2 separate regions of the Homo sapiens genome follow, and region 2 is linked to region 1. The links are chromatin loops, found by intact Hi-C in ENCODE. Cell type or tissue: psoas muscle. All regions are shown on one strand. Each heading gives the region's core, and the rest is flanking DNA. Links, peaks and the distances in the headings are about the cores only. Region 1 overlaps LOC105377144 (a long non-coding RNA gene). Region 2 has its middle 190 kb from the start of LRIG1.

Evidence for each region. A loop is a pair of places that touch in the nucleus more often than their neighbours do. Peaks named below come from ENCODE experiments on the same cell type or tissue, not always from the same donor. Only the 100,000 strongest peaks of a DNase experiment are listed, where the experiment ranks them.
Region 2: a loop joins it to region 1, with 2.1 times the contacts of the local background. A loop is called at or near these places in 3 of 110 quality-filtered maps.

What each region holds. Positions count from the first base shown.
Region 1 is chr3:66,808,582-66,821,194 of GRCh38, forward strand. All of the region lies in intron 2 of LOC105377144 (a long non-coding RNA gene), which reads right to left. Among named protein-coding and RNA genes, the nearest start is that of KBTBD8, 180 kb to the right of the region's middle. In psoas muscle, for the core only: a CTCF peak has its summit at 7,770 (motif pointing left); no DNase peak of the experiment used is centred there.
Region 2 is chr3:66,687,435-66,700,047 of GRCh38, forward strand. No RefSeq gene overlaps it. Among named protein-coding and RNA genes, the nearest start is that of LRIG1, 190 kb to the left of the region's middle. RefSeq lists an enhancer at 7,433-7,602. In psoas muscle, for the core only: no CTCF peak of the experiment used is centred there; a DNase peak (open chromatin) is centred at 6,307; H3K4me3 peaks cover 1,307 bases; H3K27ac peaks cover 3,058 bases.

The DNA.
Region 1 (12,613 bases), core at 2,994-10,993:
GAACAAGTCTATCATTTTGGGAAAGTTTTCTTTTTAAAGACTATTATGGCACCAGAATTAATGCTTATGAAATTTTAGATGATGATTCAGGCAGAATGATAATGTTGGGTAAACGATTTTCCTCCCAACTTTGAGTCTCTGCCACGCTGGCCATCACACATATTGTATGGATCTGCCAACAGTACCTTCCTTTTCTTTCAGAGTAGAAAGATTAAATGAACTTCTTCCTAGCACACACAGATGGCTTATCAGTTGGCGGTTTTCTTCAAGTCCCTACTTGCAACTCCTCAAAACTTATCTAAAAATCATTACCAAAGCTGCAAATACAGATTTTCAGATCAGGAAATATTACCTGATTTATGAATCGTACACATGGGGTATAACTGACAAAGCCTCATCACTCATGATAGGCTCACCCGCTCTCCTTCCCTGTTCACAGCTCAAAAACCTCATTTAAGATGAGATTAGAACAACACAGCTTCATTAACCTTGGCAGCCTGGCAGATGGCATTGGCCTTCAACCCGGGACCAGCCAGTGAGCCTGGTGCTGGCTGCTGTATTGATCCATGTGTCATTCTCCTGAAAGCAAAGCTGCAGACTGAATTCCTTTTGGTGAAATTCCATTCCAGGCAAACACCTGGATTCACCCCAGTGATTGGACCTGTGCAGGCTTTTGTCTATCTTCTGAGAATTACTCTGCAAATGCTGGAAGAATCAGGGTTTAGGAAGCTCCAAATCCAAAATGAAAAATGAGATCTGGCATATGTGCTACAAATTGGAAAGACCTTACTGCTTGTGATATCCGTGGGCCCTTAATCAGAAAACTTTAATTTCCCGCTTCCCTTTTCTCTTGTTTGACTTTGGATTCTGTTTCAAAGTTTCTAAGTCAACAATATAATCAACTGAACTTAGAACAACTTCCTGCTCCTGACAGGAAGAAAAAAAGAAATCTCTTTGTTTCTCCAGTGGTTGGGGAGTAAACGAACCTCCCAGGGAAAGAAAAATCCTTTGGCTATATTTCTCTTGCTTGAGAAAGAGCAGAACAAGGAGGGTCTTCTGATTTTGAATCCGTTGCATACACTGGAGTTAAAAGTCGAGTTGTCTATAGCAGCCAGGCAGATAAGTGGTTACTGTTCACCAATCTATATGCTCCCCTGTATTTCCCAGTCTCCGTTGCAGTTAGCTTAGGACCATGTGACTAGTTCTGGCCAATGGGCTGTTAGGGGAAGCTTCTCGTATCACTTTCAGGTCAAGGTTGCTAACAGGGGGCCTGCCTTCTCCATCTCCTTCCTCTGCTGTAGTGACTTTGGAGGCCACATCTTCCATATAAGAGAGAGCTATCTGGCCTTTGACCTATAGTCCACATTACATAAAGTAGAAATAAATCTTCAGCATGAGGCCACTGAGATTTTCAAGATTTGTCTAGAGCAGCTGCTACTCAAATGCAACATCTTCAGTTGTATATTTTAGGATAAGACACACTTTATCAAATATAAAGACATGTTCTTCACTGTCCCAAGAGAATATTCTGTCTGCTATTATTTCTTAAATAAATTAACAATGATAGTAGTTAATATTTATTTTATACTCACAATGTTCCTTTATTATCCCCAGTTTACTTATGAGGAAACTGAGACACAGAGAGGCTAACTCATTTGCCTGATGTCACATAGTAAGTAGAAGTAGGGTTCTCAGATTTGGCAAATAAAAATACATGAGATACAATTATACTAAAAATTATTCATTATTTATCTGAAATTCATATTTAACTGTGTTTTCTATATTTTATCTGGCAACTCAACTAGAAGAGGCTACCAGATTTGGGTCCAGATAGTCTGACTTTTGAATCCACAAGCTTAATTATATGTTACCAGCTGCTTCTCAGACTATTTTTAGTTTTATATTTTTATTAAAAATATGGGTAAAAATTTTTCTTTCAATTCTATTTTTGAAAACAGACTGACATAAACAGAGCAAGCACAAAGATAAATAGCTACTGTGTTGGAGCTACAACATCAGACATACAACAGGGATTGGTGGGGACTGTGGCAAGTTGGAGATCATATACTTCATATACAGAGAGCAGTCACTACTATGCTACTATAGATAGTTGCCACGTGGGAACCCAGGCTTCTTCTAAAAGAAGTCAGAAATCTAGATTTTTGTACGAAATCTTCCCATTTTAAAATGCTGGTAACTTAAAAAAAAAAAAAAAAAAAATATATATATATATATATATATATATATATATATATATATATATATATATATATATCCCTTCATGGGTCTATACAGTTCTAGAGAAAAAGAAGAGCTCTGGAGGCCGAAATAAACTTGTAGATCATCAGGTTGTCATCTCTGTATTCACATGAAGAATCTTTTGAAGACACTGTTGTTATTTGTCTTTAGGTTGCTGGGAAGCCTCTATTTCTGCATAGCCTTCCTATGGAGGAACCAGTCCTAGGATTGCAATTTAAAACTCCAAATCATGATTAGGTATATATTTGATTTCAGTCAATGACTTATCTTTGTGGTTTGGATTGTGTTTTCAAGTCCCTACTTGCAACTCAAAGCTTCTGCTAGGACAAGACATTGCGCTAAGCACTATAGGACTATAGATAAGAGCAAGTTTCGATGCTCATCTTCTCTCCTATCTCATAAGTCAGAACAAGACAAATAGTACAATGCCATAACAGAATGGGGATAGGCAGTTAAGAAAGGGACAGACAGACTTAGTACGAAGTGTATATGAACAAAGGAGAGGCATCTGGGTGAGTCCATTTGGAAAGTCTTCATTAAGAAGGTGACACTTATGAAAGACCATGGTAGGGCAGGATTTTAGTAAACTTAAGGAAGGGGAGGCGAGAGAAAAGGGAACAGTATAAATGAGGGCCTACACTTGAGACAGTTTTCAGCTTGGCTGCTGTAGAAAATACTTTTAGAAGGTGGAGCAGTATCAGGTTGGAAAAGTAGGTTGAGGGCCTCAAATGCTAGAAAAAAGGAAGATTAAAATCAAAATAGCATACTCTCATAATATACCTTGACACCATCTATTAGCATGTTACTTTTTTTTTTTTTGAGGCGGAGTCTCGCTGTGTGGCCCAGGCTGGAGTACAGTGGCGAGATCTCGGCTCACTGCAAGCTCTGCTTCCCGGGTTCACACCATTCTCCTGCCTTAGCCTCCCGAGTAGCTGGGACTGCAGGTGCCTGCCACCACGCCCGGCTAATTTTTTGTATTTTTAGTAGAGACAGGGTTTCACCGTGTTAGCCGGGATGGTCTCGATCTTCTGACCTCGTGATCCACCCACCTCGGCCTCCCAAAGTGCCAGAATTACAGGTGTGAGCCATCGCACCCAGCCTAGCATGTTAGTTTTTTATATTCCAAAGCCCTCACTGATATTTTCTCAATTTGTTCACATGGACAAATAACATAGCTATTACTAGCTCTATTTTACATCTAGGAAAATTGAGTCAGAGAGGTTACCCAGTTTTCCCAAGTTAGCAGGAAATCAGAGTGAAAGATAAGATTAACATGTAGATTATCTAAGTTAAAGGTTCACAAACTGTCTGTAAAGGTCCAGACAGTAAATGCTTTCGTCTTTGTGGGTCATGCAGTCTCCACTGCAACTTCTTAACTCTGACATTTCCAGGAGAAAGTAGTCATAAACAATATGTGAATGAATGGGCATGGCTGTGTTCCAATAAAACTTTACTTACAAAAACAGGCAGCAGGCCAAGTTTGGCCCTGACTGTAGTTCACTGACATCTGGTCTAAGTTTTGTCATAATGTGGTTTCATAGGTGCTATGGGAATTTGCTTTGTTCACTGTAGTATTTTCTGTGCCTAAAATAGGGCCTGAATTATAACAAGGGCTTAATATGTGTTTCTTGACTTTACAAAGTCACATTCCTGAAACTTTACACATGAACAACCAGATTTAATACGTTTGGCCTGGAAGTCATCCTTTCTACAGCCATCCCCCTCTACATATATTCAATTGCACCCAGTCCTAGTGATGTTATTTTAAATACCATTCTCCACATCCACTTCTGCCACTGTGACTTCTTGTCTGAATTATTTCAGCAGACTCTCGGTCTCCACATATAGTCACTCTGTCACCATCTAATTCAGACTCATCAGGGAAGCCCGATCTGAACAGCAGGCACTCCCTACTTAAAACTCCTCAATGGACTCTCACTTTATTTTGAATAAAAGCCAAAGTGTTAGTCTAAGGAGTCCACTTACAATCCAAAGAGCTCCTGATAACTCTCTAGTGTCATCTGTGACATACCCTGTACCCATCATCACTCTAATCTCTGTGGTCTGTTCTCAGAGAATATGGATCGCTTTCCTGCCACAGGGCCTTTGCACAGACCATTTCTCTCCTTCATTTCACCTTCCTCCATTTATCTAGTTGATTCTCCTGTAGTGTTCAAAGCTCAGCTGCCTTGTTCCCTCTACCAGATAGGACACCTTGTCTATCACAACAATCTCACAATAACCTCACTGACTACATTATAACCAATTATGAATTATCTGATGCATTATTTAATGCCTCTCTTCCTGCCACTTGCTCACTGGTATATAGGCTATTACCAGCACAGTGTCTTCCATGTAGTAGGTGCCCAATACATACTTGTTGAATGGAAGTATAACATGACAAAATTTTAGTTTTGGAGAAGATCTTAGAAGCCATCTACTTGAATCTTCTGCCTCATGCAACATTCTCAACGATTTAAGTGAATCGATAAGGTGCAGGGCTTGTCCTGGGCTTCAGCAATCTAAAGCAGCCTTATTTTTCTGTATTTGCTACACCCTCACAAGCACTGTTCTGAAAAATGCTACTCACAATTCCCAAAAGTATTCAAGGTTATGGTAACTGTGTATATCTCTCCTATGGTGAGTGATTCCCCCCACCCCATCTTCCACTTCATCATTTCCCAAATTTCTTATAATTATCAGGTGTCACTTTTATGAATAAAAGTTTCATAAAGTTACTTTGAATTCATATAGGGTCTTTTCAGTGATTTCTATATTGTCTTCCCGTGATGCTTATTAAAAATTAATGATTGGCCAGGTGCGGTGGCTCATGCCTGTCATCCCAGAACTTTGGGAGGCTAAGGCGGGTGGATCACTTGAAGTCAAAAGTTCGAGACCAGCCTGGCCAACATGATGAAACCTCATCTCTACTAAAAATATAAAAATTAGCTGGGCATGGTGGTGCATGCTTGTAATCCCAGCTACTTGTGAGACTGAGGCAGGAGAACCTGGGAGGTTGAACCTGGGAGGTGGAGGTTGCAGTAAGCCAAGATCACGCCATTCCACTCCAGCCTGGGGGACAAGAGAGAAACTTCATCTCAAAAAAAAAAAAAAAATTGGCCCGGCGTGGTGGCTCACGCCTGTAATCCCAGCACTTTGGGAGGCCGAGGCAGGCGGATCATGAGGTCAGGAGATCGAGACCATCCTGGCTAACACAGTGAAACCCCGTCTCTACTAAAAATACAAAAAATTAGCCAGGCGAGGTGGTGGGCACCTGTAGTCCCAGCTACTCAGGAGGCTGAGGCAGAAGAATGGTGTGAACCCGGGTGGCGGAGTTTGCAGTGAGCCGAGATCATGCCACTGAACTCCAGCCTGGGCGACAGAGCGAGACTCTGTCTCAAAAAAAAAAGAAAAAAAAATTAATGATTTAATGTTTGATTATGAAATACATCAAATATAAAAAACCAGTATTTTAAAGAGATATTGGAGAAAAACAATCCCACCAAAGTATTTTCTCTACTCTCACATAGCCAACACACAAGACTTCATCTCTGGTCACCAAAATGTGTTCTCCCCACCAGAACCAATTAGTTCTCCAGTGGACTCTGTGGGAAATCTCTTGTAGACACCAGTGGGATGTTCTCCAATTCAATTCAATTCTGACACTATCTACCTGGAGACAGCATCAGATCCCATTGGTTGAGGGCTCAGTCCACAAGACTGCCCCCAACTTCCGTGCCAATGGCAAACCCCAAGTTGTTTTTACCTGTGATAACCTCTGACCAATTGGCTATCAGTCAGTGTTCCCATTACCCTATCTATGGATTCCATTAATTTGCTAGAGCAGCTTACAGAACTCAGGAAAACACTTAGATGTATTGGTTTATTATAACAGATTTCACAAAGGATATAGATGAAGAGACGCATAGGTCAAGGCATACCGGAAGGGGCATGGAGTTTTCATCCCCTCCCACGGCGAGCCACTTTTTAGGAATTCCCAGGTATTAGCTATCCAGAAGCTCTCTGAACCCTGTCCTTTTGGGTTTTTAAGGAGACTTCATTACATAGTCAGGATTGATTAAACCACTGGACAATTTAACCTTCAGCCCTTTTCTCTCCCTGGAGATTGGGGGGTGGGGCTGACCCTCTAAGGGTGGCTTGTTCTTCCTGATGACCAGCCCCCATCCTGAAGCTACCCAGCAAGCCCCAGGCTGCCAGTCATCTCATTAGCATACAAAAGACGCTCATCACTCTGGAGAGTCCAAGGATTTTAGGAGCTACAGGACAGAAAACTGGGCGAAGACCAGATATATATTTCACAATATTATATCTATGAAAAAACAACACCGTATCCACAACTCAAGCCTGACGCTTTGTAAAGACCTGGCTTTTTGTTTTACTCTTAATAACAAAAGGAGGCTGGGCGCGGTGGCTCATGCCTGTAATCCCAGCATTTTGGGAGGCCGAGGCGAGTGGACCATGAGGTCAGGAGTTTGAGACCACTCTGGCCAAGACGGTGTAACCCTGTCTCTACTAAAAATACAAAAATTAGCCGGGCACGGTGGCAGGTGCCTGTAATCCCAGCTACATAGGAGGCTGAGGCAGGAGAACTGCTTGGACCCAGGAGGCAGAGGCTGCAGTGAGCCGACATCATGCCACTGAACTCTAGCCTGGGTGACAGAGCAAGACTCCATCTCAAAATAATAATAATAATAATAATAATAGAAGTTATTATATTGAATTCCATTTTTCAGATGGATAATAAGCAAAGAGTTTAGATGACTCTTCCATGGTGATACAGTCAGAAAAGGGAAGAAACTGGGATCGTACTCAACACAATTCAAGCACCCACACAGCGTATCGTCTTATATTCTCCCAGACTCTGTGATGCACAGAGTAGCTCTAATTTTCCCTTTACAATATTGCTGAAAGGTGGTGAAGGCTAAAGTCTTTTGGACAGCATTATATAAATTGACCTTGAATGGAGTGCATTCTTGATGTCTTCTCTTGAGACATCATCAAATACAATGATTCTTTGGGGAAAGACACTATTACGTTTTTCTCACAAATGGAAAATCTGAAACAGAAGCAAAGTGCATGGCTGTCTTTGGATGTTCGTGTTAAGTAGCTGACTTTTAGGCCTGCTAGTCTTTTACTGTTTCATCGGTGTTTAGTTGTATGTACAAGGAAAATGTCAATTCCGGACTTTAAATTTCAGATATTATATTTCCTTAAATGAACTAAAGGGCAAAGGGAATATTCTTCAGTGGCGATCCATTCTCCCCTTTCTGTAATCTATTTTTCATTAGCCACAAGTCAAGGGCCAGTTTCTGAAATGCTTGTCTGGGTATCTTGCAATCTCATTCGAAGTGCTGAGAAGTCAAGACAGCCTCTAGGAGTGTAGGGGGAACGTGTTGATAAGTGCTAAGTGCTGCTACTTTGAACTGCACAATTCCCCTCAATGGGCACATATTAACTCTAGCTAAACACACTAGTGCCACCTACTGGAAAAAAATATATTTTAATTAAAATTAAGTTGCAGGCTTTAAGTCTGCAATACTGAAAAATGCCTCTCTAGGACGGCAATTTCCTCTGCCAAAGAAAAACAGAGTTAAACCAGCTCACTGAAGGAAACTTAGGTGATCTCTAGGTATTTTGTTTTGGAAAGAAAGGCTTTCATTTTTCATCCTGATAGCAAAGAAAATATTAAATAATAATGAAATATTAGACCAACTAACACCATAGTTCAGGAATGGGCTTTTCTAGAGTTGTTGCAGGATTACCCCTGATGGGGCTGAGTTTCCTGGGGTCTGAGCACAGAGGGTCCATTGCATGGTTTGAGGGGGCTTTCTTTTCTCATGTCTGTTATAGAGGAACCCAGAAATCTGGAGAAGAGAAAGGAATTGCCACAGGGAACTTAGTTTACTTTTTTTTTTTTTGAAACAGGATCTTGCTCTGTTGCCCAGGCTGGAGAGCAGTAGGGTGATAGTAGCACATTGCAGCCTCAAGCCATCCTCTCACTTCAGCTTCCCAAGTAGCTGGGGCTACAGGTGTGCACCACCACGCCTAGCTAATTTTTAAATTTTTTTTGTAGAGATGAGGTCTTGCTGCATTGTCCAGGCTGGTCTCAAACCCTGGCCTCAAGCAATCCTCCCACCTCAGCCTCCTGAAGTACTGAGATTACAGGTGTGAGCCACTGTTTGCCTTTTTACAGAAGGAGACAAAAAGGTATCTTTAAAAAATTTTCTTCTTTCTACTATTCAAGAACATAATTTATTTTGGTTATAAAACATGAAATGTCCCTCCTCCTTGTCTCCCAAACTCCCTACTGAAGTATTATTATCAGACTAGTATACGATCTGTACAAATAGCCTTTGATGAGGAAAAAATGGTACAAATAAGGTAAGCAACTAATAGGACAATACATATATATGATGTGCTGTGTGTAAAGTAAAAGAACAAGAAGGAGGAGGAGGAGGAAGGGGAAGGAGAGGGAAGAGGAGGGCAGGAGGAGAAAAAGAAGAAAACATAATAATGTTAGCAAACAGCATACACATTTCCCTGAAAAAAGGCAAAAATAAAACAGAAACAAAAAGTCTATTAATGGAAGTTGCATTGAGGGACAAGGAGGTAAGAAGAAAGGGAGGGCTTTGCTTTCAAGTTTGTATTTCTGTATTTCTAAGTTCCTCTGATTACACAGAACTGTATTATTTGTGTCAATTAAGGAAAAAATGCCAAGGCAAAACTAATCTATGCTGCGAGAAGTTCAGCTCAAGATTGCCCTTGGATGTGGGTCATGCCTAGAAGAAGTCTCCACCAAGGAGACTTGGAGGAGGGTTGATGATGTTTTCTCTTGATCTGGGAGCTTGTACCAGCAACAAAGGTGTGTTTAGTGTGTGAAAATTCATCAAGCTCTATGCTTTTGATTTGTACATATTTCTGCACGTGTTAAGCTGGGAAAAAAGTTCCAAAAGTGATGCCAAGAGAAATTATTGGGCAGTAAGATTATAGACCATTTGTTTTCCCTTTCCCTGTATTAAATTAACACATCTTGTAAAGATAAATAAAAACAGAATAAACTCCATATTTTTTTTCTCCAAATGTGTGTTTCAAATACGTCTGTTTTTACATTGTTGTAGTCAACGGAGTTAGAAAAACTAAATAACATCTGTGCCAAAGGTTTCCTTTGCAAGAGCAGAAGGAGGTCTCCTCCTAGGAAGCCTGGGATCCAGCTTTGGTGGCTTAGCCTGGTCTCAGATGCCCTTGCAGGAAGATACCTCAGGCCCCGGCTGGGCTCAGTGCCCACATGCCCAAGCTTTCGATACCAATGCAAAAGCTTCTGTGCTCTTTAATGGGAGGCTATTCAGCAGCCAGCAGGCCCAGCATCTACATTCTGAATCAGACAAATTCTTCTCTCCCTCTCTGGCAAGGGGACCTCAATTGCTCCCTGTCTGCAGGAATCCACCAGTTCAGATTAACTGTTTACCAGCGAACATTTGATGGGCTGGCAGATACCTTGGTAGATAAGTATTCAAATGACTATGCCTGTCATTACCTTTATTCGGAGGAGCCACAGTATCCCCCTGCAGGTTGTGAACAAGGGCCCTGTATTTCTCATCAGCTTCTGATAAGGTTGCGGGATCACTGAAGACCCAGGTAGGGTTACAAGGCAACCGTCGTGCTTGACAAATAGCACGCTCCCACTAGATTTTTTGCATTCACAAAATTATCAGTTGTGCTAAATGCATAGATGAGAACTTTAATCTCGTTTCACTTAGATGGCAGATAAAGTTTGTGTGAAACCAGTAAGGGCTTTTTCTGTCACCTCAAAGAAAGGGGTATTAGGGGCTAAGGGCTTTGCTTTTGTAATTTTCCATTATGTTATCCTTTTCTTTCAAAAACCAGCTGAATCAAGAACACATGATTACATTATCATGTGTCCTTATTGATGTCAATGAGCATTCCACAGTGGGTTTAAAGATTTACATATCTGAAAACCTGGGGTAGAAAAGGAAAAAAAAAAAAGAAGCTAGAATTTAAAAAGAATAATGATCTATTTCCTGGGATGGTTTCCTAATTTTCTCTTGAAAACCACGTGGAAAATTGACTTTATTTTAATAACAGAAAGGAGTCATAGTAGAGACTATAACAATAGTAATTATAGCAGCTGTCATTTATTGAACACCTACTATGCTCCATGTGTTAAGTTCTACTTTAGTATGTGTTAGTTCAATTTCTACCATGTGTCGTTCTTACTATACAAGAGAGAAATAAGTCCTGAGACATTTCTTTGCAATATCACACAGGTCATATGTAAGTAGCAGAAGAAGAATGCAACCTCAGATCTTTTTTAGTCTGACACCTGCTTTCTTTCTCTGTATGTTATGTTGATGTATTGATATGTCCGTTGCACTTGCAGATAAACAATTTGGGGCTAACAATGGGCTTATCAGCTACACACTTTTGGTAAATATAAGGACTGACTACTTCACAGCCAACTGTAGGAGGTTAACAACCTAGGAGACAGAGTCTAGCTCTAGTTCAAGGAGTCTTGATCAATCTTGGTTGTTAGTTAAGTCATTCTAGATTCTCATGGGCACAAAGAGACTGAAAAATGGATTCTAACAGTCTGATGATGGTCTTTGTGATGATGGCGGTGGGGCTGTTTTATAGAATACAAATCTACTAGCTAAGATGGGAAGAGCTGGCTCAAGCCATATCAGAGAGGTTAGGGAAACCGTATGAGGAGAGAATTCCACCTTTAGAGGGACTGGGGAGATGGTGATTTTGGTGGGAACCTACCTAAATATCCAATCTAAAAGCACACAATCCCAGGACAAACTATTTATGTTCTCCAAGGGACTAAATTTATTCATTTTATACATTTAGAGAGACAGAGATCTAAAGTGAACAGAAGTGTGTTAATCTAGAAATGGTGTATTTTTAGGGTTGTGGTCATTTTTGATACAGGCTGGCTATTTATGAAAAGGTGAAATGGGAAAACAAATACTCATTCCACTTAATCAATTCTTGGGGAATGGGACTTGTGTGTGTACATATTTTACCGTATTTTCATCTTTGCTTAGCTTGGCATCCAACACAGCAGCGGGACAGATTTTGAATTCAAGTAGTAATGTAGTCCCATAAGTTGCCACAGGAATACTGCTGTCCACAGAAAGATGACAGTTTTGAACACTGGATTCCCCAAATGCAAGAGGTCATATGAGGTGGACTTTACAAAGTTTACATAACAAAGAGCAATTCTGTTAACTAAAATGATTAATTCCCGTCAGTACACATCAAACAGAACTGTTACAAAACATTATTGTCTGAGTTCCCATTGCATAGTAAGGGTTTTTCACAAGTTCTATTTCCAATAACTCTTTTGACAAAGCCAGAGCTTTTTTTTTTTTTTTTCTTTTTGAGGGGGTGGAGGTAGCAGACATTAATTTCCAGAGGAATCTATGAATGGGGACTGAGTAGGCTGCCGTCTTAAATGTGAGATATGTTGCACTGATGTTGTGGCAGGAAAAAGACAACAGCCCTTCTGAGGAATGGGGCCTTCCAGGGATCCGGGATGGATGAAAAATGCCCTGGCAGTACAAAGGCTGATTGTCCTTCTCTTCAGAGACAATGGGGTATTTAAAAGGCTCACAGCATCAAAATGCTAACTTAGTCCTTTAAGACATTTTCAGTTTTATGTCTCACCACTGACAGTAAGCATGAGTAGAAAAAGCCCTTTTTTTGTGAAATCTCTTGCAAAGAAGTAGGCAGCTTTATTGTGAAGACACTATTTGCCTGCAAGTATAGTTACCTTGAAAGGTCTCACAATCAAATGAGCCTGTTTTCTGCTTCTTAGAAAGTAGCAGCAAGAATACAAAAAAAAGCAGTGAACTTTCAAATTCAGAAGGTCTGGACTTGAGGGCTGATTCTGCCAGTTATTTGGGTGACTGTGAGCCTGACATCTAGAATTTCCTTATTTGTAAAGAATAATAACTGCCCTCAAGCCAGTTTCTCAGGGTTGCTGTGAAAATTCAAAGTAACAACGTACGCCGAGATGGTTTACTGTGAAGAGTTTCAGAAATACAAATGACCAATATCAGGAATGTTCCTATATGGCCTATTCTTTCCCTTAGAAGTTTTGAACAGAGTTTCAACACGTAAGTTAGGACCTTTTTCCTTTGAATAATTCCCTTCTCAGGCTACGGAGTCTCTTCAGTTTCCTGGTCATTGGGTTAAATTTTCTGCTCCAATGAAACTGCAATAATAGGAATAACAGTGAGTTTTAGGTTGGGAGACCTGTAAATTCTAACCAGATCCTTAAACTGTTCTCATTTTCCAAAGCTAGTATATT
Region 2 (12,613 bases), core at 2,252-10,251, 120 kb before region 1:
AAAGAAGAACCAAATAGAAACACACAGACACACACACACAGACAAACACACACTCACAGATGTTTGCTGTAGCCTTAGGAAAAAAAAAATCTAAGACAACTTAATTGTCCAAAGTTATAATGACAGTTCAGTAAATAATTGTATATTTGTATAAGGAATATTTTGCAGGCAATTTGAAATGATATTATTTTTCTCCAGGGGCTTGGGATATGGGAAAAACATGGTGTCATTGTTGAATGGACACAGAGTTTCTGTTTGAAATGATGAAAAAGTTCTAGAAATAGTGGTGACAGTTACACAACATTTTTGAACATTCTTAATGCCTCTAAGCTGTATGCTTAAAAGGGTTAAAACGGTAAATTTTTATGTTATGTGTATTTTACCACAATATAAAAATAATTATTTTGTTGTAGGAAAACACATAATAAAAAAGATCCTATGTTAAAAATGAAAATGTTTATATATATGTTAAAGGGAATCCACTGCTATTTTTTTCCATTAGAATATACTAATTCATGGCCAGGTGCAGTGGTTCACGCCTGTAATCCCAGCACTTTGGGAGACCAAGGCGGGTGGATCACCAGATGAAGAGATCGAGACCATCCTGGCTAACATGGTGAAACCCTGTCTCTACCAAAAATACAAAAAATTAGCCGGGCATGGTGGCGGGTGCCTGTAGCCCCAACTACTTGGGAGGCTGAGGCAGGAGAATGGCGTGAATCTGGGAGGCAGAGCTTGCAGTGAGCCTAGATAGTGCCACTGCACTCCAGCCTGGGCGACAGAGCGAGACTGTCTCAAAAAAAAAAAAAAAAAAGAGAATATACTGATTCACAACTGAGGATGCATATTAAAATCATGAGAAGAGCTTTAAAATATCTAAAAATTCTCAAGATCCACCTCGTATTTATTGAACTATCATTTCCAGGGGAAGGCTTGTTCTATTTTAGTTTTAAGTTATTTTAAAAAATAAAATCTATAATTGATTATAATATATGTCCCATATTAAGAACTATTCTTCTAGATTATTAGAGGCTGAGAGGAAGCAGAACAATTATAGTACAACACCAAATGTATCAAGATTAAAGGAAAATAGTCATACATACCAAACATACACAGAGATTTACTAAAAAGTTATCAGCAGATATATTTGTCAGAATAAAAGATACCTGATATTTCATTGTTTATAGTGTGTGTGTGTGTGTGTGTGTGTGTGTGTGTATGTGATTTCAAATTTTCCACAAAGGGCATTAGATATATAATCAGCAAAAATTTTTAAGAGAGAAGCAGTAAGTAAATCAGTGAACATGTTCCTTTTGAAGAGAGGTTTCCCATTTTAAAACTAGAGATTACCAAAAATCTCAACTTCTACTAAACTGAATGTTCTTGACATTACAGCCAAGCATGTTGTTTGTATTCAGTCAATTGAAATATGTGAAAAAAAAGAACTTATTCTGTTAGGGTTACAATATGGCAAAGGACCAAGTCCTCCCCATCTTTTCCTTTTCTAACCTTGCTCATTAAAAGCACTGAATCTATGGGCTGTTTTGGTTTCTCAGGGTCTTATCATGCTTACAAACAAAGATGCAGCTGTATAGGTCCTTAGTGCTGCTTCTGTTGGGGCTGCTTCTTTATTCATATTTAACACCTTCCTTACCTTAAGGACTTGCAATAATCAGGCAGAGCTTCAAAAAATCAGATCCTGGGAGTAAGACATTTTGACCAACACTTCAGTTTCTGTGAAATACATTTTTCCTCTTGTTCACCTTAAAATACCATGCCCACCTCCATCAGACTTTGGAAAGGAAGAGGACTTTGTGGGTTAGTGAGCACATTAGCTTTTAGGAGGGCAGAACTTGAAGGGCAACAGGTTGATTATGCTCCCTTCCAAAACACCACCCAAGATTAGGAGCTGGATCGTCAGTTACTGAGGAAAGGCTCTGAGACCCAAACCAAATGGTGTTTTAGTGTTGGATATTTTCCTTTTGCCCCTCCAGATCCACTCTCCATAATTCCTTACCAGCTCTGGGCATAGACTCCATCAGCGGGCTCCCTCGCCCTCTGACTTTCCATTAAATGCAGTCAATTAGAGGCATTGTCAAGAAATGTGAGAGCGACGCCCGCAGTGCTCATTTCCCTTGCTCCTTCCTCTGCAGTTTGGTGGTGTCTTTCTCCTGAAGGCCACAACTCCTGTGAGGCAGCCCTCAAGTACAGCTAGAGCTATCCTCTCCAGTTCCAGGAACTTCCTGGTTTCGTCCCCTTTCCCCTTCGAGCTTGGGGTGATACAGCCCTTCTGTAGCTAAGCACAACGTTCCGACCCACCTATTGCTGGTTTCCCTTAACCCAACCCACATTTTTATAAACAACTCTACACTTTTGTGAAATTCTCCTCAACTGTACCATGGAAAGGAGCCATGTGTACCCTGCCAAGACTTTAGGCCACACTTCTCTTGATGTTCAGTAATTTTTTTCTCGTTATGCCTTCCCTAAAGAGCTAAGTATAACGTCTGCTAGCCGAATGGCAGTGATGGCTTCAAGATGAGGCCTCTTTACGTGATCTTGTGGGATGAGGAAAGCTTCATGGCAAAAGAAACACATGTGAGGCCAGATGTGCTCATTGAAATCAATCAACATTCATCAAAGGCATGATGCCAGGATTCACCCTCAACCTTCAGAGATTTTCTGATCTAAGTAAGTGCAGCCTTAAAACACTGGCCATTGACAGTCTCTATCTAAAGCTCACACCAACAATCCAATCAACTCAACAAATGCCTTAAGAGTACAGTGAGGAGTGTTGGTTTAGGTAACCAACATATAGTAGATGTTCACTATTTGTGACACACCCTGCTACTCGCTCTGCAAACCTACCACATTTCACTTTAGTCTTCCCAACTCCCCACACAGCACATATTATTACCACCTTACTGATGAGGAAAGCAAGGCACAGAAAGGTCAGGTAACTCGCCTGGGACGCACAATGAGCAGAATACCCAGCATTCTGATGTAGGTCTGCGGGACTCCAGCCAGGCAGGCTCTGAAGGTTTAGAGAACGTTCTCAGAGAAACAGCATTGCAGATGATAGCCTTGTATATAAGTCCAGGCTCTCCTGGCCTGGGTGAATTACTTTGAACACCTTACCTAACTTTTCTTTTCTTTTTTTTTTTTTTTGAGGCAGAGTCTCACTCTGTCACCCAGGCTGGAGTGCAGTGGTGCAGTCTCAGCTCACTGCAACCTCCGCCTCCCAGGCCTAAGTGATTCTCCTGCTTTGCCTCCTGAGTAGCTGGTACTACAGGCATGCACCACAATGCCTGGCTAATTTTTGTATTTTTAGTAGAGATGGGGTTTCGCCATGTTGGCCAGGCTGGTCTCAAACTCCTGACCTCAAGTGATCCACCTGTCTCGGCCTCCCAAAGTGCTGGGATTACAGGTGTGCAACACCGTGCTTGGCCTGAAGACCTTACCTAACTTTTCTGATTCTTACTTTTCTTAACCATAAAGAAGACAAAACAGTTTCTACATTCCAAGTTAATTTTGACTATTAAAGAAATAATATGGAGGAAGGATTTTTAAATTTTTAACGGTTGTAAAAATACGATTTATTCCTTTGGTTTTCTTTTCCCAATCCCCTAGTACCTTGGAGGTAGCGAATCTGATTCCAGTTTCCATTTCCATGAGATAACCGACAATAGACCAGATGAGCTCTGACTTTCTCAGTAGCAATGTTAACAGTCATAACGATGCCAGTAAAAACAATAATAATTATGCTTCTATGAACAACTCACATTCACTGACCACTAATATGTGCCAGTCACTTTCCTTGGATTAACTGATTTAATCCTCACATCCCCTCTGTGGGTAGACATCATTATCATTTTTTGGATGAGAAGACCAAGGTTCAGAGAGCTTAAGTAACTTGTCCAAGGTCACACTACTATGAAGAAGCCCCATTGGGGTTTGAATTTACCTCTACCCCTGGAGTTGCGCTATTGAATACAGTAGTCACTGATTATGTGTCATACAGCACCTTAAATGTGATTGGTTGGGATGCGCTGGATTTTGAATACTTAATATTTTAAAAATGAAAACATTTCATTAATCATGGTATACTGATTACATATTTTGGATATACTGGTTTAAATAAAATATATTATTAACATAAATGACAATTTTTCCTTTACTTTTTAAAACACAGCTACTAAAAAAATTGAAAACTACATCTGTGGCTTGCATTATACACCCATTGGACAGCACTGGAGTGGAGCAAGAGCTCTGAGGCCCTGCCCCAGCCTTCACTGGGCCTAATTCTAAAACTGCACCATGTACAGTAGCAACAGAGAACAGCAGACATTTGCTTTTTCTCTTTTTTTTTTTTTGAGACGGAGTCTCACTCTGTTGCCCAGGCTGAAGTACGGAGGCCCAATCTCGGCTCACCACAACCTCTGCCTCCTGGGTTCAAGCGATTCCCCTGCCTCAGCCTCCTGAGTAGCTGGGATTACAGGCACACACTACCATGCCTGGATAATTTTTGTATTTTTAGTAGAGATGGGGTTTCACCATGTTGGCCAGGCTGGTCTTAAATTCCTGACCTCGTGATCTGCCGGCCTCAGCCTCCCAAAGTGCTGAGATTACAGGCGTGAACTACCGCGCCCAGCCAGACATTTGCTTTCCATAACATTTATGGGGAGCAGGGGTGGAGGAAGGGACCAAATCCATATTTGTGTGGCTTCCAGAAAGCTACAGCTTTGCAGATTTATCTTCACCAAGAGAGGGATCTGCTTCTTGGGGCTATGACATGTGTGTCTCTAAATATCCTGGTGGTTGAATCCAGTCTGAAAGCAAACATTTCAAAGCCTTTGGCAGAAGCTGTTTAGAGACAGGCTTTCAAGCCATCAGGCCAGCAGATGATGTTTACTTCTTATGACAAAATAGTGAAGTCAAAATTGTATTTCATAGCAGTTACTTTTATGTCCTGAGAATAGAAAAATCCCTTCCAATGACCAAAACACCCCTGCACAACCTCAAATCCCATTAAATAAGTCTGTGGCTTTGCCACTTTGTGGAAAACAGTGCTTCATCTTTCCAGTCCAGACAGGTCCTTAACCTCCTGAGATACTTCTTGCATTAGCAGAAGGTGAGTGTGTGTGTATGTGTGTGTGTGTGTGTGTGTGTGTGTGTATTTCTCTAAACAGACTGATTACGGCCAGGTTCAAAGGTGCACCACCATGTTCAGAAGGGCAATTTGGAAGGCACAATGTTTTCCTGCAAAATGGTTGGCTGGCAACAAAGACTGGAAGAAACAATGAGCAATATGCACCTCGCACAAAGGGCTTTGCACTTCCTGAAGTTGTTCTGCACTCACGATTTCACTGGCCCCTTTTTCACATGTGGATGAGGGAGACGAGGAAACTCAGGCCAGGCAGAGTTTCTGCTTAGCACTAGGGTGAAAGGATAAGATTTGGAATCAGTGGGCTCGCACTTAAGTTTTTGCTCTGCTTTTCTAGCTGTATGGCCCTGGGCAAGTTACCAAACTTCTCCGCGCTTGTTATGTCTTATTTGTGAAATGTGGCTAATACAGACTCAAAAGGTTATACTCTATGATTTCATTCCTATGACATTTTAGAAGAAGAAAATCTCTATCAGAGGTTTCCAAGGGTCAGGGCTGGGCTGAGAGAAGGCCTGCCTACAAATCTTTAGCACAAAGGAAAGTTCTGAGGTGACAACGGTTCCGCATGTTCATCATGGTAGTTAGGAAAACCCAGAAGTAACTGTACAGCAAAAACAAAAAGTGAATTTTACTGAATGTAAATTCAGAACTATTTATCCGATAAAAAAATAACTAGACTAAAAAAAACTCCTCTCTGGAAGGTTGCTGTGGCATTTGAGTTTATACAGTAAACAGCAGGGAAACAACTGAAACCTACTTCTTGATATTCCTACTCTGGTATTTCTAGGTCTGCCACTGCCAAATAGAAGCATAGGAAATGGAATCAACCAAATTTAATTTCAACTCTCAAAAGCAGTGAAGAGGAAAGAGGCTCATGATCCAGGGCTGGAACTGGAATGCTGATGTGGTGACAGCTGAGAACAGGTGGGAGATGGGAACTGGCAAACTAATCTGTACGTGACTCTCCCTGCACGGTGAATTTACCACTAAGAGAGTTTGCAAACCTTCTCCCTGTCCTCTCTGCTTGTCCGTGGTGTTCTTCAGTGTACCCCAGCCCCAGCTCTTCCTTGCCCCACTGACTCTAAACTTTCTCACCGTTTCACACAGATCTAGTTGTGTCTTGGTTATTTGTTTCAGGCACGCTGCCAGCTGGCATGCTCTGTCTACTGCTACAGAAAACAAATCTCTCCTCCATTTCTCATGTGTTACCAGCCTAACAAATACACTACTGTCTATGTTTTACACTGATTCGTGCAAATGACCTGGCTCTTTTCACGCGGAGTGCTTTCTGCAGGCTGGGATTTAAAAAAGATGGTGTGGTCCTCTGCCTGGGCAAAGAGTATTTTTAGCCGCTAGGTTTTAGTTAATTACACTAGCTGTTGCTCATCATGGCTCTTGGTTTCTTTTGTGTTGCTGAGGGGAGCGGGGTCAGCTTCTGAATCTAAAGCATGTGGCTTTGAAACATAAGTAAATCTTTCTTCAGGGTCCCAGCTCTAGTTCTCAGGGATTTCCTCATTGCATTTTCATTTTTAGGATGTTCTGAGGTTGTTTTTTTTCTTTTTTCTTTTTTTTTTTTTTGAGCCTGTCACCCAGGCTGGAGTGCAGTGGCACCATCTCGGCTGACTGCAAGCTGCGCCTTCCGGGTTCACCCCATTCTCCTACCTCAGCCTCCCAAGTATCTGGGACTACAGGCGGCCGCCACCGCGCCCAGCTAATTTTGTTTTTTTTTTAGTAGAGACGAGGTTTCACCTTGTTAGCCAGGATGGTCTTAATCTCCTGACCTCGTGATCCACTCGCCTCGGCCTCCCAAAGTGCTGGGATTACAGGCGTAAGCCACCGTGCGCATCCATGTTCTGAGTGTTTTTGATGCGTTTGTGGTGGGATGCGAGGAGAGAAGTGGTTTCCTCCTCACACCTTGGGTTCTTTTCTATCTTTGCTTGGGAAATTGGCTTTTATTTGCTTTGTAGCCTCTCCTCTCCTTCCTGTTAAGAAAGTGATTATCCATGCACAAAATGGAAAGTTTTCAGGCTCAAGCATGCTTGTGAAGGGGAGTTGGAGATTTGGAATTGTTTTGGTGACCTCCAGGAATAAAACTAGGAAATTCAAGGGAGCTGGTTTGTGAAGGCTTCTAATTAGAAGTGCCCTCAAATGCCTTCATATGTAGTGATGTCCCTATCAACAGAGGCATTCGAAAGGAGGCTGGAGGGCCACTTGCTGAGGATACTTGAGAGAAGCTTTATGCATCCTAGAGGGGTTGGTGCTTTCAGAGTTCTCCTAAGCTCAAGCCTCTGTGATTCCACATGACTCCTTAACTTGGAAAGTAAGACACAGACACAGAAAGGGCATACAATCAACCTTTTCTGGAAATAGGTTAAAACAGTGTAGGGGCCAGGTGGAATAACTCACACCTATAATCCCAGCACTTTGGGAGGCTGAGGCAGGAGGATTGCTTGAGTCCAGGAGTTTGAGACCAGCCTGGGTAATAGAGTGAGATCCAATCTAAACGACACACACGCGCGCGCGCACACACACACACGCGCCTGGGCAACATGGCAGAACCCCGTCTCTACAAAAAGACAAAAATTAGCCGGGCATGGTAGCGTACGTCTGTAGTTCTGGCTACTCAGGAGGCTGAGGTGGGAGCATCACTTGAGCCTGGGAGGTGGAGGTTGCAGTGAGCCAAGATTACACCACTGCACTCCAGCCTAAGGGACACAGTGAGACCCTGTCTCAAAAAAAAAAAAAAAAAAAAAAAAGAAAAAAGAAAAGAAAAGAAAACCTGAAACTAACAAAAAACAGTACTGGGCTGGATATCTTCTGTCTGTCTTTCTTGCTTGTTCTACTTTCCATCCTTTTAGATTTTTCCGTGTCCTGAGAGGCTGACACATATGGGTCACTTCAACAGGCTCCTGTGCCCTCTGGCTTCCAGGGGATTTCAGCCACTGGGGAACCCAGGAAGATGATCGGAGGGGAGGTGGACAGTGAGGTCGGGGATTTTTCTCATCTCTTTCTCTATGGATTTGGGACATGGTGGGTAAAATATCTCTCTCTCTCTCTCTCTCTCTCTCTCTCACTCTCTCTCCCGTTTCTATCGCCTTCCCTGTCTCAGTTCCACTTCCTTCTCATGTCTTTTCAGGCCTAGGGATAGTGAAACTCTCAACTTATTCAGTGTGAGTAGGCCATCTCTTTCTTGGCAAGACCCTGCCTGACACAAATATTCAACACCTACTCTGTGCAATGGAAAATATGGCATAGTTCTTTCCCTCAAGTGCTTTCCAGGATGGTTATGGAGATAGGATGAAAATCTTGGGAGAGGAAACAGATACATTTTTGTTGTGGTGGCTTTTGACACCATGGGCTCTGTAATCCTAGGACATAAGAACTGTGCCTATATACATGAGCTAACCAGACGAAATTCTGCTAAAAATCAAACAGACCAACGTTTCCATGAATTCGATCAAATAAATGTCTTATTTCTTGGCTTTCTGACAAAGAATTGACCGAATATTCCTTCTGGATGAGCTGTTTCAGCATAGTCTTCAGACATGGCCTCTGGCAGCATTTGTGGAATGACAAAGTTAACTTTGGGGGAATGACACACAATGGGGACCAGTGGTTTCTGGCAACCCCGGTGTGATCTGGGAGGGTCAGGATCAGAGGATGCATGTTGCAGCTGGAGCCCAGGATAAGGTTAGTATATCACACTGTGGGACCCACAGAGCTGCCTGGTCACAAAACAGAAGGAGTCTGAATTTCCCCAAGAAGAGGGAGGCGCCTGCAGAATCATTAGTAGGAACAGAAAGCCAGTGCCCCTTCTGGGAGGAGTGAGCGGGGAAGAAAAATGTCCTCATGTATTCATGAAAAGACAAAGATGCACACAAGGCTTCACCTTTATACCCCACTTTATGGAAATGGGCAAAGTGGTTTGTACATAGAGCACAAAAAATTGCGCACGGGTAGCTTTGACTTTCTGTCACAAACTCTCAGTTTTCCTTTAAACTAAAATGTGTCAAGTCAGGGGCTGTGCTGCATTTGTTCACCTTATCTCCAGGTCTTAACACAGTATCTGATCCACAGAAAGTGTTTAGTGAATCATTGTGGAATGAAGGTAGAATTGCTACGTCTTCCTTCATCTAAAGCAACATTTCTCTTATTCATCAAATTGTACGATTTTAACTCCCCATCTCTCATCATTTCTCCTCCTATTTCTAAGGAGTTCTACCTCCTATGCAAAGTCTGAGAATCCCAGGGGTGTTCACTGGCATAAGTGAGTACTGTCCTCTACAAAGAAGATCTTGGAAAATATCATTGATCTATCCGTGATGCTCATGTTGTGCTACTGTTGTTATTGCTGCCACATAGTATGGCTCTTGAGAGCAAAGGTCCAGAAATGTGGGGTAGTCTTGGACCACAGAGAAAAATTTTCCAGGTATCCATTGCTGGCCCAGTAGCAATCTTGCTTGGTCTTAGAAATGGGGAAATAGGCCGGGTGCAGTGGCTCACGCCTGTAATCCCAGCACTTTGGGATGCTGAGGTGGGCGGATCATGAGGTCAAGAAATCAAGACCATCCTGGACAAACATGGTGAAACCCCATCTCTACTAAAAATACAAAAATTAGCTGGGTGTGGTGGCACGCCCCTGTAGTCCCAGCTACTCAGGAGGTTGAGGCAGGAGAATCACTTGAACCAGGGAGGCACAGGTTGCAGTGAGCTGAGATTGCGCCATTGCACTCCAGCCTGAGCGACAGAGCGAGACTCCATCTCAAATAAATAAATAAATAAATAAATAAATAAAAAAGAAATAGGGAAATAAAGGCTTTCTCTCCCTTGGTTAAATTCATCATAATCTATTCTACACAAACTAGAAGAGCGCTAGACCCTTCTTTCCTGGTCACTTTCTATCTCCTAACCCTGTTTCCTTCATGGTACTTATGACTAGTTGAAACTATATTTATTTGTTATTTATCCTGTCTCTCCTTCTCTAGAAGCTAAGCCCTGTGGGAGTAGGGAACAACAGTATCCCCAGCACCTAGAATGTTCTGGGCACATGGTAGGTACTTAGTAGGCTTTGCTGAAGGATTGAATGAAGGATAGGTCACTTCATATTGGGGTATGGGCTCCCAATAATATATGTAATTCTTTAATATACAGCTCTTTTAATATGTGGGCACTCACACATTCTTACTCCAAGACAATGTTTGGATAAGGAGGGATTGCTAACTTGCAGCCACATATCATGTTCAGAACTAACCTACCCCTCCGTGGAAAACATAATCCTGCTTTGAGGTGAATCAACGAGCAAGTTATGGTGAAATTTCTCCTGTGCTCCCTGGCCTCATCTGATCCATCCTAGTCTATCAGAAATACTATATAAAGCAGAACCTCAGAAGGTAAGAGGTATCACTGCTTTTTCCCAAGATTCCCATTGATCCTTAAGTCAGAGATGACTACTTGTCTACCAAAACCATTTCGCTAACTTTCTGCACCCAAGGTGGACTGACTACCTTTCCCATCCTCACATGCAGAGAAATGTCTCTGTGACAGTCCTACTCAAGGTAATGTGGGCAGAAGTGATGTCCATGGTGAAAATTCTTTTCTTTGAGTCTACGAGACTGAGAGGATCTGGCAAAAGCCACAGGGCATGGTGGATCCAAGATAGAGCTTGGATCTCTGATGCTGTCCTCCTGAACATTAATTTTTATGTGAGTGAGAAATAGAACAATTGACTTGAGCCACTGAGATGTTCAGATTTATCTGCTATGGCAGGTAGGTAGTTGCCCTAATACAGTTCCTACAGAAATTTATCCCCTACTCCATTAGTATTCTAGGAGCTTTACAGAACAGGAGACATGGGGGAATGCTAGTCTTAAGCCATTACAAAGAGGCTTTACTTGCCTTACATCTGCTAACTCCAAAGGGCCAATCAGATTCTCCCCAAGAAAAGAAAATGTGAGTGGATGTTTCCACCACTACAAACAGAAGCTTCTGGAAATGTCTACATGAAAAAAATTTTTTTAAATCTCATTGGCACCTCACTGCTAATGAACAAAAGTACACACATTTTAGTGATGGAAATACCTGCTGTGGGATGAAACTGTATGATGTAGCAGAAAGCATTTTCGGACCAAGAGACTTAAAACCTATTTTTAATCCTTATGGTTCTGTCTTAACAAGCTGCATGAAGCTTGGACCCCTCTCTTTACCTCTCCAGGCTTCATGTGGTATTAAAAATGATCCATGAAGGTAAAACACATTAAATGGTTCAGGTTTTGTATACTGTAATGGGATGGGTAATTCAATTCAACAAACCTTGATTAAGATATGTTGGAGATGGTTGATCTAAATGAGATAAGATGTCTGGGAGCAGTGGCTTATGCCTGTAATCCAAGCACTTTGGGATGCAGAAGTGGGTGGATCACCTAAGGCCAGGATTAGCTGGGCATGGTGGCGCATGCCTGTAATCCCAGCTACTCAGGAGACTGAGGCAGGAGAATCGCTTGAACCTGGGAGGCGGAGATTGCAGTGAGCCAAGATCATGCCATTGCACTTAAGCCTGAGTCACAGAGTGAGACCTCATCTCAAAACAAAATAAAATAAAAATAAAATAAAATAAAATAAATAAGATCAGACATAGTCTGACCCCCAAGATCTTCCAGTCTACTGGAGGAAACAGATAGTTGAATGACAAACTGTAATCCCTAATAAGCTGAAATAACAGCAAACTATCAGCAATGCAATCTGGGTGTGTAAAAGCAGTGATTACTTTTGACCTGGAGAATGAAAAAGGCTTTAACAATATTCCTAATGTTCTTAAGAAAATGGGTAAATTTTCTAAACAGGACTTACAAAGACATGTATGATTTGCCCCCACCACCCCATTCCTCCCATGGGCTTCTTTGGCCTTCTCTCTTGCTGGTACATATGCAATTTTCTGTGCTCCAGTGATAGTTACCTATTTTGAGTTCTTAAATTTGCCACATTCTCTCCTCCAAGTCTTTGCACCCTCCTTTATCACTTCTGCTTCCATTGCATAATGTGTACTATCTTTTATGCTTTAGTTCATGAGTCACCTCCTCCGGGAAGCATTCTTTGACTCTCTCAGTTCAGGTTAGAATCCTTTGTACCACTTAGCATTCTATTAGTTGTAAGTAACAGATACTGATTAAAATGGTATTAAAACATGACAAGAAATATGGAGAGACACAGAGCTAGGATTAATTCTGTGATATAACAATATCAAGACTTGGATTCAACTTTTCTGCAGTTCTCTTGACTTTTGCCTCATGGTCACAAAATGGCTGCTGTAGTTCCAAATTATGGCCTCTGACAAAACAACCAAGATTAGGAAAAAAGTAAAATAACTTGTGTTGATATTACTCCTCAAGAAAAATCCTTCCCAGAAGTGTTTCAAAGATTTTCTCATACATCTCTCTGGCCAGAAGGGGCTTATAT